Regions from separate parts of the Homo sapiens genome. Here regions 2 and 3 are each linked to region 1. Evidence: chromatin contacts called from ENCODE Hi-C or POLR2A ChIA-PET data. All regions are on one chromosome and are shown on one strand. The core of a region is the stretch at or near the end of the contact, and the rest is flanking DNA. Distances in the headings are between cores, read along the strand shown.

Evidence for each region. Hi-C counts contacts between places; a loop is a spot of excess contacts on that map. ChIA-PET counts read pairs that join two places held with the same protein, here RNA polymerase II (POLR2A). Pooled maps may share reads with other maps.
Region 2: a pooled map shows a loop between it and region 1 (4-fold over the local background). The contact joins the promoter of LIAS here to the enhancer-like site in region 1. A Hi-C loop is called at or near these places in 7 of 50 pooled maps. POLR2A ChIA-PET finds 5 or more read pairs at or near these places in 2 of 52 experiments (OCI-LY7 and WTC11).
Region 3: a pooled map shows a loop between it and region 1 (16-fold over the local background). The contact joins the promoter of SLC30A9 here to the enhancer-like site in region 1. A Hi-C loop is called at or near these places in 1 of 168 maps with a recorded cell type or tissue (heart right ventricle) and 3 of 50 pooled maps. POLR2A ChIA-PET finds 5 or more read pairs at or near these places in 1 of 52 experiments (A673).

What each region holds. Positions count from the first base shown.
Region 1 is chr4:40,720,156-40,724,941 of GRCh38, reverse strand. No RefSeq gene overlaps it. Among named protein-coding and RNA genes, the nearest start is that of NSUN7, 27 kb to the left of the region's middle. Within about 2 kb of position 2,166, at least 12 of the 41 ENCODE cell types and tissues checked have a DNase peak (open chromatin) inside an H3K27ac peak, as active enhancers do; they include heart right ventricle, where a contact is called at or near this core.
Region 2 is chr4:39,457,210-39,461,995 of GRCh38, reverse strand. LIAS (lipoic acid synthetase) reads right to left here and starts at 2,940. Exons shown (of 11, transcript NM_006859.4): 1 at 2,834-2,940; 2 at 1,034-1,206. The coding sequence starts at 2,878. It overlaps RPL9 (ribosomal protein L9), which reads left to right and starts at 3,074. Exons shown (of 8, transcript NM_000661.5): 1 at 3,074-3,105; 2 at 3,556-3,602; 3 at 3,687-3,802; 4 at 4,315-4,410. The coding sequence starts at 3,557. RefSeq lists enhancers at 2,413-2,462, 2,833-3,127, 3,323-4,073 and a silencer at 2,843-2,892.
Region 3 is chr4:41,987,657-41,992,442 of GRCh38, reverse strand. It overlaps SLC30A9 (solute carrier family 30 member 9), which reads right to left and starts at 1,913. Exons shown (of 18, transcript NM_006345.4): 1 at 1,683-1,913. The coding sequence starts at 1,791. RefSeq lists enhancers at 1,742-1,881, 2,162-2,241 and a silencer at 1,813-2,032.

The DNA.
Region 1 (4,786 bases), core at 917-3,416:
AGTACCTCATAGACTTCAATTAATGTTAAATACGATATTTAGGGAAAAGATTATTTGATCAGCTATTTTTTCCAATTACAATTCATAAAGCAGCCTTGGAGATGGAAGATGTATCTTTACCTTAAAATAATGTCAATTTTTTTTTACTATTACTTTTCATTACATATTTCTGAAAACAAAAACTAAAAATGTAAAAAAGTCTTAACTAAAAGATAGATTTTGAATAGAGGCAATTAAAATATTTTATGTAAGACAGGTTTTATTTATTTATTCTTTTATTATTTTTTTTTTTTGAGAAGGAGTTTCGCCCTTGTCACCCAGGCTGGAGGGCAATGTTGTTATCTCGGCCCACTGCAGCCTCCGCCTCCTGGGTTCAAGTGATCCTCCTGCCTCAGCCTCCCGAGTAGCAGGGATTAGAGGTGCCCACCACCACGCCCACCTAATTTTTGTATTTTTAGTAGAGAAGAGGTTTCACCATGTGGGCCAGGCTGGTCTCAAACTCCTGACCTCAGATGATCCACCCACTTCAGCCTCCCAAAGTGCTGGAATTAGAAGCGTGAGCCACCACACCTGGCCTATTTATTCATTTATTTAAAAAAAATTTTTTTTTTAAGTAAGACAGGTTTTAAAATGTTGACTTGCCCCTGGCACAGTGGCTGACATCTGTAATCCCAGCACTTTGGGAGGCCGAGGCGGGAGGATCACTTGAGCTCAGGAGTTCAAGACCAGCCTGGGTGATATGGTGAAACCCCATTTCTACAAATACAGAAAAATTAGCTGGGTCCGGTGGTGCGTGCCTGTGGTCCCAGCTATTCAGGAGGCTGAAGTGGAAGGCTGGCTTGAGTCCTGGAACTGGAGATCGCAGTGAGCCAAGATTGTGCCACTGCACTCCAGACTGAGTGACAGAGTGAGACCCTGTCTCAAAAGTTGACTTGCCATAATCCAAGTTCCTTGAAATCAGAGTGGAAGAAACTCATATTTAGAGAATAGGGAAGAGTGTAGGCTGGAAGGCAGGGACTTGAGGAACTGGTCATGGCAGTCATGGAAGGTTCCTCAGAGCATACTGAGAGGTTTTGCTTCCTGCCACAGAAACTGACATTCCTGTAAGTGGAAATTCTATGAATTGACCAGAACCATAAATGAGAAGCTGAATAAGGCAAAGTTTTATATGACTGTCAAGCAATTAAAACTACAGGTCAGGCTGGGTTCGGCGGCTCATGCCTGTAATCCCAGCACTTTGGGAGGCCGAGGCAGGTGGATCATCTGAGGTTAGGAGTTCGAGACCAGCCTGACCAACATGGAAAAACCCTGTCTCTACTAAAAATACAAAATCAGCCGAGCGTGGTGGCATGTGCCTGTAATTCCAGCTACTCTGGAGGCTGAGGCAGGAGAATCATTTGAACCCAGGAGGCAGAGTTTGCGGTGAGCCGAGATCACACCATTGCACTCTGGGCAACAAGAGCGAAACACAATCTCAAAAAAGAAAAAAAACAAAACCAAAAAAAACCCCTGCAGGTCATCTGGCTTGGGCCCTTGAATGAGTAGGCATCCTTTCAAAGTTAAGGAAATAAGGCACAAAAAAGTTTAATAATTGGCACTTAATTACTAACTCAATATTCTTATTTTAAAAGTTAATAGTAGGTCTAGGCTCAGTATTTCCCACTGGCAACTTGCTGAGGGAGGTTGAATTCCATAGAGACAGTAAATTGGTGATTGATTGCCAGGGGCTGCAGGGGGTAGAATGAGGATGGAGTTATTGATTTAAATCAATGGGGATACAGGGGTGAAGAGAATAGACAAGGTCCCAGTCCTTATGGAGGTTAGTGTTTATCAGGGAGACAGACAAGTTAAACAAACATTGCAGGAGGTGGAGGGGGCTGGGTCAGCGGCACTTATGCAGGAAGTAATTTCTAAGAAGCAGTAAGTAATGTCTAAGAAGCAGTAAGTTACGGTAAGAGAGATTATGAATATAATTTACTTCCTGTCTCTATTCACCAGGAAGTAAATTATGGTGTTCTTGGCAAAGTAAACAGTATAGTTAAAGGCCCACAGATGAAACAGCACATGGTATGCTTAGGGAACTGAAAAAAGTTTAGATCAGTGGAAATGCGGTGGGGAGCAGGAAGAGGCAGATGAGGGTCAGACCACTCATGTGACAAAACAAAGGGGAACCATCAGAAGCTGTTGAAGAGGCAAATGACATGATCACATTTGCGTTTTTGAGACATCACTGCAGAATGTAGGATGGATTGGGGTGAGGCAAGGCTGGAAGTGGAAAGACCGGTTAGGAGACCAGGAAGGATAACCTTGGTGAGAGGTAGTGTGCCTGAACCAGGGTGGTAACCCTGAGGATGATGAGAGGTAGACAGGAGTAAGAGATGTGAAGTTGAATCAGCAGGACTTAGTGATTAATTGGAATGAGGTATCAGAGAAAAGGAATCAAGGTTCTGGCATGGGCAACTTGGGGCCCTTCACTGTTCCAGGAGCACAGAAAGGGAGGCGATTTGGGGAGCTTTCAGTTTAGAAATGTTACGATCATGATACTTCCAAAGATATTCAAACAAATATGCCTACTAGATGCAAAGACTTGGCCTGGAACCATCACTAGTCATCCACCTGGGGATGGTAATTGTAGCCATGGGAGGAGATCAGATCCAGGGAAAGTAGAATGAAAAGAGAAGGGATCTCTTATCTTTTGGTAGAACCATGGGGAAACACTAACAAGTCAGAGAAAGACAGAAGGGAGGAGCCAGAAAAGGAAACAGAGGTGAGGCCAAGAGGAATGAGGAGAATCGTAGGATCATCGAGTCACAGAGGCCAAGGAAAGAAGTGGTCAAATGTGTCAGCTGCTAAAGAGAGGTCAGTAGAGCAAGGACTGAAATTTGCTATTGAATTTAGTAACAAGGAAGTTGTTAGTAACTTAGGAGATTTCAGTGGAAACCCAGATTTCAGTAAGCAGATGAGTAAGTCAGGCAGTGGAAACCATTCTTTTATGAAGTAGATCTGTGACATAACCAGAGGGAAATGTGGAGTCAAATAGAGTTGGTTCTTAAAACAAACAAATAGAAAAGGTGGGACAGGGTTAACTAAGTTTAAATGAGAAAAAGAAGTCAGTCAGTAAAAAAGGGGGAGGTTCAGGGCCAGGCATGGTGAGTCACACCTGTAATCCCAGCACTTCAGGAGGCCGAGGCGAGCGGATCACTTGAGGTCAGGAGTTCGAGACCAGCTTGGCCAACATGGTGAAAACCCGTCTCTACTAAAAATACAAAAATTAGCCGGGCATGGTGGCAGGCACCTGTAATCCCAGCTACTTGGGAGGCTGAGACACGAGAATCACTTGAACCTGGAAGGCGAACTTTGCAGTGAGCTGAGATTGTGCCACTGCACTCCGGCCTGGGCGACAGAGCCAGGCTCTGTAAAAAAAAAAAAAAAAAAAAAAAAAGAGGTTAGGGGGAAGTAGAAGATACAAGAAAAAAGGATTTTAATTGATAGAACAAGATACCATAGAAGGCAGATCATTTGCTTTAGATAGGAGGAGAATAGGAGAGACCTCTCTCCTATTGTAACAGATGTGGGAAGGAGGATAGGATGCCTTGGATCCATTTAAGTTTCTGAGTTGTATGCAGTGGGTGCTGGAACCAGCTCCTACAAGCTCACAGGAGCCAATTGTTAAATTTTCAGCAATTTTGCTAATTGGTTAACCTCACATTAACAGCTGGAATTCAGCCACAGTGGGGATATTTACATCATGGAAATTAGTAAATACTATACATCAGTACTTCCCCATACCCTGACATCTGGAGAGCCAGTTATCAGGCATTTACTCATACCACTGGTTAGGGTGAGAAGGTGAAGGAGTTCCTTAATAGCATTATCTTCTCTGTTGGGGAGGAAGGCAGGCGTCAGATTTTGAGGAAAGTGAAAACGTTGAATTCTGTGAAGCACTGTGCAAAGGAGAGAGAGCCACCTAGGAAAATACTAAATGACTACCATGTCGTTTTGAGGAACCAGTTAAGGATGGAGACTATTAGTTTACAGTGCAATTGATGTGTACATTTGTAAGATTTCTTCTTGCAAAGTCAGCAGCCTGGGGATCTTAGCAGAGAAACGGATAGGTGGTTTGATCTGGAGTCGGTCTTTTTGCCTGGCACCTGTAATGGAAGAATGAAACGCAGCAAGGATGACAGAGTTTTTTGCAAAAGAGTAGTTGCAGTAATGGACCATGGAACTTAAACTGTAAAGGGAAGGAGGTGAAGGTGGGAGAAGGTGATATGCAAGAAGGCAGAGGAGTCACGTTTTCCTGGTATCACATGCTTTGAGTCCCCTTACTATCCTGGCCTCATTTTTGCAACTTGGCCCTCCCATTTGGCAACGTCCCTTTTAGAATGTGGCATCCAACTGCAAGCCCCTCAGTCTTGCACAATGTTCTAGCTTGGCCTGACCATCAAACACCACATCATTGTCCTTGTTTTAGATGTCATGCCTGAAAGATGTCGATGTCCAGCATCATTGAGAGAACTCAGAATAATTGTTAGACACGCAAGATCAATGAGCAGAAACAAGGATAGGCAGACTTTTAAAATTTATTGGAATGATCTGATACTTGAAAATCTTTTCCTCTGCATTAGCTAACTGAATGTCCAATGAATAATCATGGATTATCATAGCTAACAGAATATCCAATGAAAAATCATGGATATTCTGTAATACAATCACTCTGGCTCATCAACACCAAACATAATTGCCATGAGGACATTATTTTATGAATTATTAGAAAAGCATAAAG
Region 2 (4,786 bases), core at 1,691-4,190, 1.3 Mb after region 1:
AATGGCCGGATGTGGTGGCTCATGCCTGTAATCCCAGCACTTTGGGAGGCCGAGGTGGGCGGATCACAAGGTCAGGAGTTCGAGACTAGTTTGGCCAATATGGTGAAGCCCTGTCTCTACTAAAAATACAAAAATTAGCCGGGCGTGGTGGCAGGCGCCTGTAGTCCCAGCTACTTGGGAGGCTTAGGCAGAAGAATCCCTTGAACCCAGGAGGCGGAGCTTGCAGTGAGCCAAGATTGTGCCACTGCACTCCAACCTGGGTGACAGAGCAAGACTGTCTCAAGAACAAACAAACAAAAAGAAAACACCAATAATGGAGTGTAACAGGGCGCTATACTCACGTCTACCTTTTTTGCAAAGGCAGAGTTACACTATTCTAATAAGAGAATGAGCAAGTTTTCAAATATCTCATCCCTCATGAATGATACTGCCAAAAAGTACTCTACTTGTTTAGACTGAGGAAAGATCACAACTGTGCACTGTCTGCTCTACATTCTAGATTTTATAGTGGTTACTCAATGGAAAAAAGATCTAAAATTTGGACTGGAGACTGTGTATCCTTGGTTCTCCATGACTTCCATCCACTTGTGATATAGAAGGAGCAGGATTAAGTTATCTTTCAACTCAATCTACCTTCTACATAAAATTCCATCATTCTTTTAAATTAAGGCAAGGTATCCATAGGTCACATGTAAATTGACTAGGAGAAGCACAAGTTAGATCATCAACAGCTACTAACCCAGATCTAACAGACTAGTAGCAAAGCAGTAATCTTTACTCTGAAGAAGTTGGATGCTGGGTAGAAAATGGGGAGATGGCAGTGTAACATAGTAAGGGCAAGAGAAAAGAGAAAGATTCCAAAAATTTCATCTGCTTACTTGTTCTATCTAGTTCTGTTATCACATCTTTCTAATGATTTTTAGCTAAATTTAACAAGTCTGATATTAAAAACAGATTCTAGGGCTTGGTTATATCTGAAAATAATGCACAATAAAGGAACGGGACGTTAAAATTATCTCAAATTTTCAATTACCTTTCTCCTTTCTGGCGTTTTAGGTTTCCTTTATATTCATCCCAGGTGCTCCTGTCTGCAAGATCACCAGATACAAAATCTTGAAGGTCTGGTCCATTCTGTAGGAGTTCCTTTTTTTTATCTGGCAAGGAGCTTAACGGTCTGACTGGGCTGCAAAAATATCTCCCAAATACCTAAAGAAAGAGTTAATTATGACGTTTATTTAGTGGAGTCCGTAATAATTTAGTTTTAACCCATCATAACACCTAAACGGAAGGGTAAAGCCAAAAAAGTGATTCAGAAATTATGTCAAACTAGGAGCTCTAGTATTCTAGGGCATTAGAATATAAAAGATGACTGAAGGAACCAAACCTAAAAGAGAGTAAGAGTTGACTGTTTACTACTGAGTTTAGAATAGATTTGGAAATCTGTTTTTTTTTTTTTTTTTTTGAGACGGAGTCTTGCTCTGTTGCCCAGGCTGGAGTGCAGTGGCGCAATCTTGGCTCACCGCAAGCTCCGCCTCCCGGGTTCACGCCATTCTCCTGCCTCAGCCTCCTGAGTAGCTGGGACTACAGGCGCCCGCCACCACGCCCGGCTAATTTTTTTGTATTTTTAGTAGAGACAGGGTTTCACCATGTTAGCCAGGATGGTCTCGATCTCCTGACCTCAGGTGATCCACCTGCCTCGGCCTCCCAAAGTGCTGGGATTACAGGCGTAAGCCACCGCACCCGGCCCGAAAATCTCTGGAACTAACATATATCACACTTTCATGTACTCCACCTACCAGGAACTAGATGTTTGTCTTTCAACAAGATTGAACTGCAATAACTGAAGAAGGTGCCACAGTTTAAAACTGTTCTGGTCCTGACTTGAATCAGGGGCGTTTAAAGTGAAGTGTGCAATAAATCTCTCGAGCTTTGAATAATTGTTGAAACGTAGGTTAATAATGCCCAATTAGTTTCAGACAACTGGAAGGTTAAAACCAAGCCTAACGTTTTTACTTTCTTTTTCTTTTTTTTTTTTTGAGATGGAGTCTCGCTCTGTCGCCCAGGTTGGAGTGCAGTTGCGCGATCTCGGCTCACTGCAACCTCCGCCTCGCGGGTTCAAGCGATTCTCCTGCCTCAGCCTGGCGAGTAGCTGGGACTACAGGCGCACGCCACCACGCTCAGCTAATTTTTGTATTTTTAATAGAGGCGGGGTTTCACCATGTTGGCCAGGATGAACGTTTTTACTTTCTAGGTTACATTGTTTCTGTGTTTGAACGTGGCAGTCAAGAACATAAGAAATCATGGTATTCGGCTTTTACATCTGAACACAAACGTGTATGAGATAGCCAAAACACTACAAAATCCACGAGTCTGCACATGTATCTCAAAAGAACCTTCGACAACTCAAAGAGTGCCTGTTAGGGTGTTGCACGATTGCTACTGCACTTCTCAATGTCTGCCGCTGAAGCCTAGCGGACAGGTTTGTGTTCTCTGCGGCTAGAGTGGTGTCTCACACACAGTAAGAGTCCAAGACAGAATAGCTATGTGGGGTGCTCACTGCAGTGCTCCATAAATATAGGGTACAAACCACTCTAAGCAGAAAATAAGTCCTCGGTGCTGGCCCAGAGAGACTTGCAAACAAACTGATGCCAGAGACTCTATATCATGGGGCTGGCGGGATAATTACATGAGATTACACGAAAAACGTTTAAAACTGCCGTTGGCTAGTAGTAAATGTTCAGTAAATGCACTGGCCTTTATTATTGGGCATGGGCGCTCTGAAGGGATAGGATCCCCCCACCCCACGCCCAAACCCGTTCGCCCCGCCGCTCACCCGGGGCCCCAGGGTGCGGGCTGCATCCCCGCAGCGTAGAGACATTTCCTCTTTAGGACTAGCGCAGTGCAGGGGTTGAGGGATCGCTAACTCCCGGGAAAGGACAGGTCGAAATTACGTCGCTCCATTTATGACAAGCAGCCAAGCTGCTCCACGATTGGCTGCTTTAGCCTTACGTGCGTCGCGCACTCATGACGCAATACGCAGGCCCCTTACGCGATACAAGTACGTAATGACGACAGACGTTCTTTCTTTGCTGCGTCTACTGCGAGGTAAGGATGTTTCTGTGCTCGTGGGGGTACTGGGAATCTGAAACCATCTGCTCTGGGAAAGGCTGCGGCGCGGCTCCCACTCTCGGAACCTTGTCCTGTTTGTCCCCCAGCTCGGCAAGCGCCATATGAGCCTGGCGGCGCCAGATGCGAATCCTGTTGTGGGCTTTTTGGCCTATTCCCGCCCCTCAGTCTTGCCGGGATGGCACCGCCCGCATAGGACTTCCAGGGTTGGGCTGAGTGGGAGTTCGACTGCTGGGCCTCGTAATTCTCGCTTTGGGGCTGCTCCTTCCAGGCTGGGACACACTGGGGCCCGCTGTCGGTCTCCCGTCCTCCGACATCTTGTCTGGAACTTCCGCCTGGCAGTCTCCAGTAGGAGTGGAGCTCTGTGCGGCGTAGTTTGGTGGAAAAACGGGCCTTGCGTCGGCCTCACCCCCAGTGTTTGTGTTTCAGAATGAAGACTATTCTCAGCAATCAGACTGTCGACATTCCAGAAAATGGTATGAGACTTGATGTCTTTTACTTACATCTTTACTGCACGTTCCAAGCGTTGTGTGGCCTGACGAGTGTGTTCTCTCTTCTAGTCGACATTACTCTGAAGGGACGCACAGTTATCGTGAAGGGCCCCAGAGGAACCCTGCGGAGGGACTTCAATCACATCAATGTAGAACTCAGCCTTCTTGGAAAGAAAAAAAAGAGGGTGAGGGTTTTTCTTCTGATAATTCAGTTGCTCGTTGGAAGGTGGTTTATAACAGCATCACATTTGGTTGCTTTAACAATTTTCGAATTAAGGTTCAGTGCTTCAGCTTTAAATGTTGCTGTCCAGAATACCAGCCTGTTCAGTGAAATTGAAAAACCAGATTCTGAACACAGCCAATTATATAAAGCTCAAATGTAATAGTGGTCATCAGTGACACGTCTTAATGGTGTTAGAAGTTTGGTTTATTTTCCTAGTGATTGCTTTGTAAAAATCACAGGAACCGGCAGTAGGTCATTTAAACCTGATGATTTAATTTTCCAGAAGGGAAGTTTGTTGCAACTTCTACAAAGCTTAACTGTTGGGAGGTTTTATAGGTGGTTGGATTTTTCCAGTTGAAAACCATGTGCTTTGATAAGGGTTAATTCTAGAATCTTAAAGTAATTCGGTAAGTGGTCTGTTGTCTTTTAAGCCTGCATATTTCTGGAAAGAATACATTTTTTGTTCTGTTACAGCTCCGGGTTGACAAATGGTGGGGTAACAGAAAGGAACTGGCTACCGTTCGGACTATTTGTAGTCATGTACAGAACATGATCAAGGGTGTTACACTGGTAAGCAGATGTATCAGACTTCCTTGTTTTGGAAAGGGAGGTTTCTCAAACCTGTGCTTTATACAGCGTAAGTGTCTCTTTCAGAGAATGGGTCATGTATTTTATTTGGTGTAATACGCAAGAACTTGGCAAAAATAGGCATCTGTGGGTCTTTAAGCGATAGAGCTGAGAGCAAAGACCAGATGGGTACAACATGTTTGTTTTTTTCTGTTGTTGGGTTTTTTTTTTTTTTAATCAAGGCTGGGGTCTCGCTATTTTGTCCAGGCTGAGCTCAAGTGATCCTCCCACCTTGGCCTCCCATAGTACTGGGATTGCAGGCATGAGCCACCATGCATGGCTAGATGGGTACAACTTTTAAAAAGTAGGCTAATGATGA
Region 3 (4,786 bases), core at 664-3,163, 1.3 Mb before region 1:
GCTTGGTCAATAGAAACAATTGTGTTAGAAACTTACTTGGGGATTCTGGAGTACAGTATAAACGTATGATTCATTTTTCTTTTTCTTTTCTTTTTTTTTTTTTGAGACAGGTCTCACTCTGTCACCCAGGCTGGAGTGCACTGGCATGCTCAAGGCTCACTGCAGCCTCAATTTCCTGGGCTCAAGCGATCCTCCCACCTCAGCCTCCTGAGTACAGGCTAGGATTACAGGCGCGCGTCACCAAACCAGGCTAATTTTTTGTAGAGAGGCAGTTTTGCCATGTTGCCCGGGCTGGTCTTGGAACTCCTGGGCTGAAGCGATCCACCCACCTCAGCGTCCTAAGGTTTACAATCTTCCTGAGGATTAGCAGCATGAGCCACTGCACCCAGCCGATGATTCATTCTGTCCATAAGGGAACCTGGCAGTATATTGCCAATATGGAAAAACTCAACAGTTACACTTTTCTATCACTACCAAAAAAGCCCTGGGAATAGTGCTGTTAAAATTTATCCGTTTGAAATTCTAAGATTCAGCTTTACATTTATTGCAAATAAAAGATACGAATATATTCTAATTTATATCCACAGCATAGTTACTATAGCTTATATTACATAAAATCTCGAATGACTGCAACTTCCGACTTCTTTCAGGAGGTCACGAACATGTTACAGGTTTTTTCAAACCTATGTTTTTACAGACAGCTCACTATGTTGCCAAGGCTAGCCTAGAACTATTGGGCTCAAAAGATCTGCCTGCCTCAGTCTCCCGAGTAGCTGGACTACAGGAGCGCACCACCACACCTGGCTTCGAACATGAATGTTTCGGTAAATACTCTCTGCATCCCAAGAATGGAGGGATTAGGTTAAGGGTGGACTTAGTTCTGTCTTCTCCCTCAGAGATCCTATCAGTTCTCAGTGTCAAGCAATGTGTGTCAAGCTACGGCAAAAACGAAGGTAAGCCTGATTAGTTCAATGTTATTTTGGAAACTCTCAAACCATTTAAATTTGAGTCAGAAAAGAATGTTGAGAGAGACGAAAATTCTCTTCAACCACCTTTTTTTCTGGGTTACCACTACAACTGCCACCTTTTCACCAAAAAGACTGCTCAGCCGAACTGAAGAGTTTCTTTGTTTTTCGGACCCAAACTGGGTTCATTCAATGATTGTCGGATACTTTCGTACTTCTTCCAAAAGATCCGTAGTGAGTAGCACCCCTCCTTCCTTTTAGAAAATTTAAGAAAATAAGTTGGGAGAGTAAGAAAAAGAAGGCCAAGAAAATCTCAACCAAGTGCTAAATGAAGGTGCGCTGGAAAGCTCCAAAGACCCTGGAACTTTGCGGAGTCCGCAATTTCCAACCGCGGAGGTGAGTAACCGCGGGACACCGCGATGCGCACGTAACATTTTGTTTGGTACAAAGCGGTAGGCTTCAGAGGTGCAATCCGGCCCGCGAGGTGCCCACAAGTTCCCGCGGGGGCCATGCTAGGGCTGCAGAAGGCATCAGAGTCAGAGACCTGTCAGGACCCCCGCGGGCTGCGCAGGCTGAACTGGAAAGGCGGAGGCCAGAAAGGAAGGTTCTGAGGTTGGCGAAAGGCAAGTGGGCGAATTGCCCCAGGCGAGGCGCCGAGCCCAGCCTGGCCCTCCAGTTCGGCTTCTACGGAGCCAGCGGCCAGCGCGGGACACTCACCCTGGCGGTCGCTGGGATTACAGGCCGCCGCCCTGCATCGCAGACGGAGCCGGCACAGGGAGGACCAGCTACATCTGTGGGCCGCGGCGGCGGCCAAGCCGGGTAACATCCTGGTGGGGCAGAGGCCCCTACTCGGACACCGCCTTCTGCCTCCGCGCCGCCACCGGTACCAACTGACTCCATAGACTGGACATCAGCGAACACCGATGGCTTCGCCGCCACAAGCTGCCTGGGTGACCCGGAAACGGCAACGTCATTTAGCGACGCCTGCCGTGGAGGTAGCGGAAGTGACGTAACACGTTGAGCACCAATAGGGAGGCCTTCCTTCCCGGGGACCCAGACTCCCAAAGTGGGGAGGGCGTGGCTGCAGGGGAAGTTTGGTGTCTGCCGTCTTCTTTTGCACCTGTACTTTTGCGCTTGGTTGGAAATCACGTAAACTGTTTACATCTTGTTCAGCCAGGAAAGCTGTCCTTTGGGAGTTCTACTTATTCCTTTTTTTCTGGACTCGAAACCGGGGCCGTGGTTTCGGAAATGGGAGGAAAGATGGGAAGGATGGACGCAGGTTTTCTGAGCCTCTCTACCTAGAGCCTGCCAGGATAAACCCAAATTAGAACCAACATGTCCAGTACTCTCCGAACGTCTGCCACGTACATCGTTCTCCTTGTTAACACCAGTGTGTATCCAGTATCATAAAGGCAAGTACACACTTCGGAATCAGCTACTTGCCCTACTAATCTGTGAACCTCAGATTTTTGCCTGCAATATAAGAGGTTTTATGTTCATGACAAGTTAGGGTAAACGGAGGTATGCAGACTTCGAAACATTTTGGTCCCAGGGAGAAAGAAACCTGAACAGTATCCACGTTAACTGTTTCTCTCTGCCATGCTCATTCAGCTCTTAACTCAAACTCAAGAGAGGCCTTCCTTGACCACCCTAGCTATGGTAGTCCTGGTCATTCTCTACCCGGCTGTCCTATATACTTTTCTTCAAAACGCTTATCACTATTTGAGATTTTTTTTTCTATTTTGTGTCCTAGAATAGAAAATAAGCATCATGATGCTGGAATCTTGTCTATTTTGTACATGGCTGTATAAAGCCGCTAAAACAATGCCTGGCAAAAATAAATTGAATGGAATGTATGGTGGTTTGTTTTAAAGTTAATCTGAGTCGCTTATCTATATTACTGCAAAATAACTATCTCGGGGAAATTTAGTATGTCCTTAATTTTTAAAAAAATCAACAAGTCTCTTATACTAATTGAGATAAGTATAACCAAATGAGGAAAGAGATTATCGTTAAGAATGGTAAGCAAATTTAATTTCCTATGACAAACATAACTTAAAATATTCAGTGGACAAACATTAAAAAATGATGTCCCATAAATGTAGGCTCAATATTACTAAAAAATCTGAATATTACTGGAAAGTTACTTTCCCTTTCTTGTAATAGATTTTAATAGAAATTCAACTTTATGAAGTAAAAATACATAAAGGCTTACCTCTTATTTTATGGTAACTATGCAAACATCTATTAACTTTTATGGATAATTCTTTTTGAACAAAACTAATCTCATATTTTGGATTCTTAAAATGGCTTTGGTTTCAACTCGTTTTAGGCAAGCCTGATCAAAACTTCTCAGGTTTTATTTTTAATTTGTGCGATAGGATTATTATTTTTATTTTGTTTAGCTGTACTAATCATTTTTAGAAGAAAATGTTCCTTTCTTGATAAAACTTTTAAAAAAAATACATTTTGTGCAGAGTTCTTAATTTCCATAACAGCCCACCTGATGTGTAAAATATGTTGGTGCACAGTAAAATTTCACAGTGTGTGCTTTCCTGTCCTTCTTTTTCCTGGTATAGTTGGGGTGTAACTTGACTTAGACACTACTAATTGTTATAAACCTCCAGTACCCTTGATTTGCCAAATAAGTTTGAAGAACAAAGTGTATCATTTTCTGTTACCTTAACTCTCACAATGCTGTATCACATAATAAAGCCTCAACAGACTTGGATTAAAATAACTCTGCAGTTGTCTTGGTATTTATACCTACATATCATGATATACTTATCCTTTTGGAAAGTCTTTGAAACTTCCCCAAGTGCTAAAACTTAAGATAATGTCAGTTTTAGAGTTCCTTAGGGGAATTTCCTTTGACCCTAAATCCCATCCTTACCAAGAGACTTTGTTTTTATGCTCCATTTGAGACACATTCAGCGTTGCCTACCTATACATAACAGGTAAGATTCTAGTATCATAGGGCTTATTTTCTATTGGAAGAGGCAGCAAATTTATAAATAAATATATTGATAATTTAAAACTAATAGCAGCAGTAGTAATATTAATCATTTACTAATTGCCAGGCCCTCTGTGTACACTGTCTCATTCATAATACCTTAAATAAGTTATAGGTAGACGAAGAAACCAAGGCACAAAGATCTTGATCTTAAACACCACTCTTTCTAAGTCAATGGGTACTTGCCTTTGGAAGAAAATGTGATGTCTTCTCAAAAGACTTGAATGATAATATGGTGTTCCTATTTTTTTTTTCCTGGAATGTAGGTTAAGAGAGAATTTCCCCAGATATTTTTTACTCATGTGATCAACATGGTATAAAATTGTCCAAGTTTCATGAGGATACATGATATAAATAGATGCCTAAATATAGGGAACTATTAAGTCAGATAGATAGAAACAGAAGTAGGAAAGGAGTGAAGTGTCATTTGATTATTACCATACACCATAATTCCTGCAAGGTTTTCCATTAACTCTGAAGAAGTTCCAACATCTTTCAGAAATTTGCTTGTGCAATTGAGCTAACTACTATTGCTTGGTTTCATCCTGTCTATAGCTTTGGGAAAATAACTCTGATCTTGAGACAAACTTGACTGGTTATCTGGAAAACTGACTTAGATAATCCATTACAAAATAAAGTAAGTGGCTCTATCATGAGGCTTACCAAAAACACAAATTTAATTTTGAACACAGACATACTTGTTGTCATCACGTTTTGGCGATTTTTTTTTTCTTTGCCTCTAGGAGTGGGGGAGGAGGGAGCTTGCCCACCTGAACACTTCAATAAGAAAATGGCCCAGCCTGGCCAA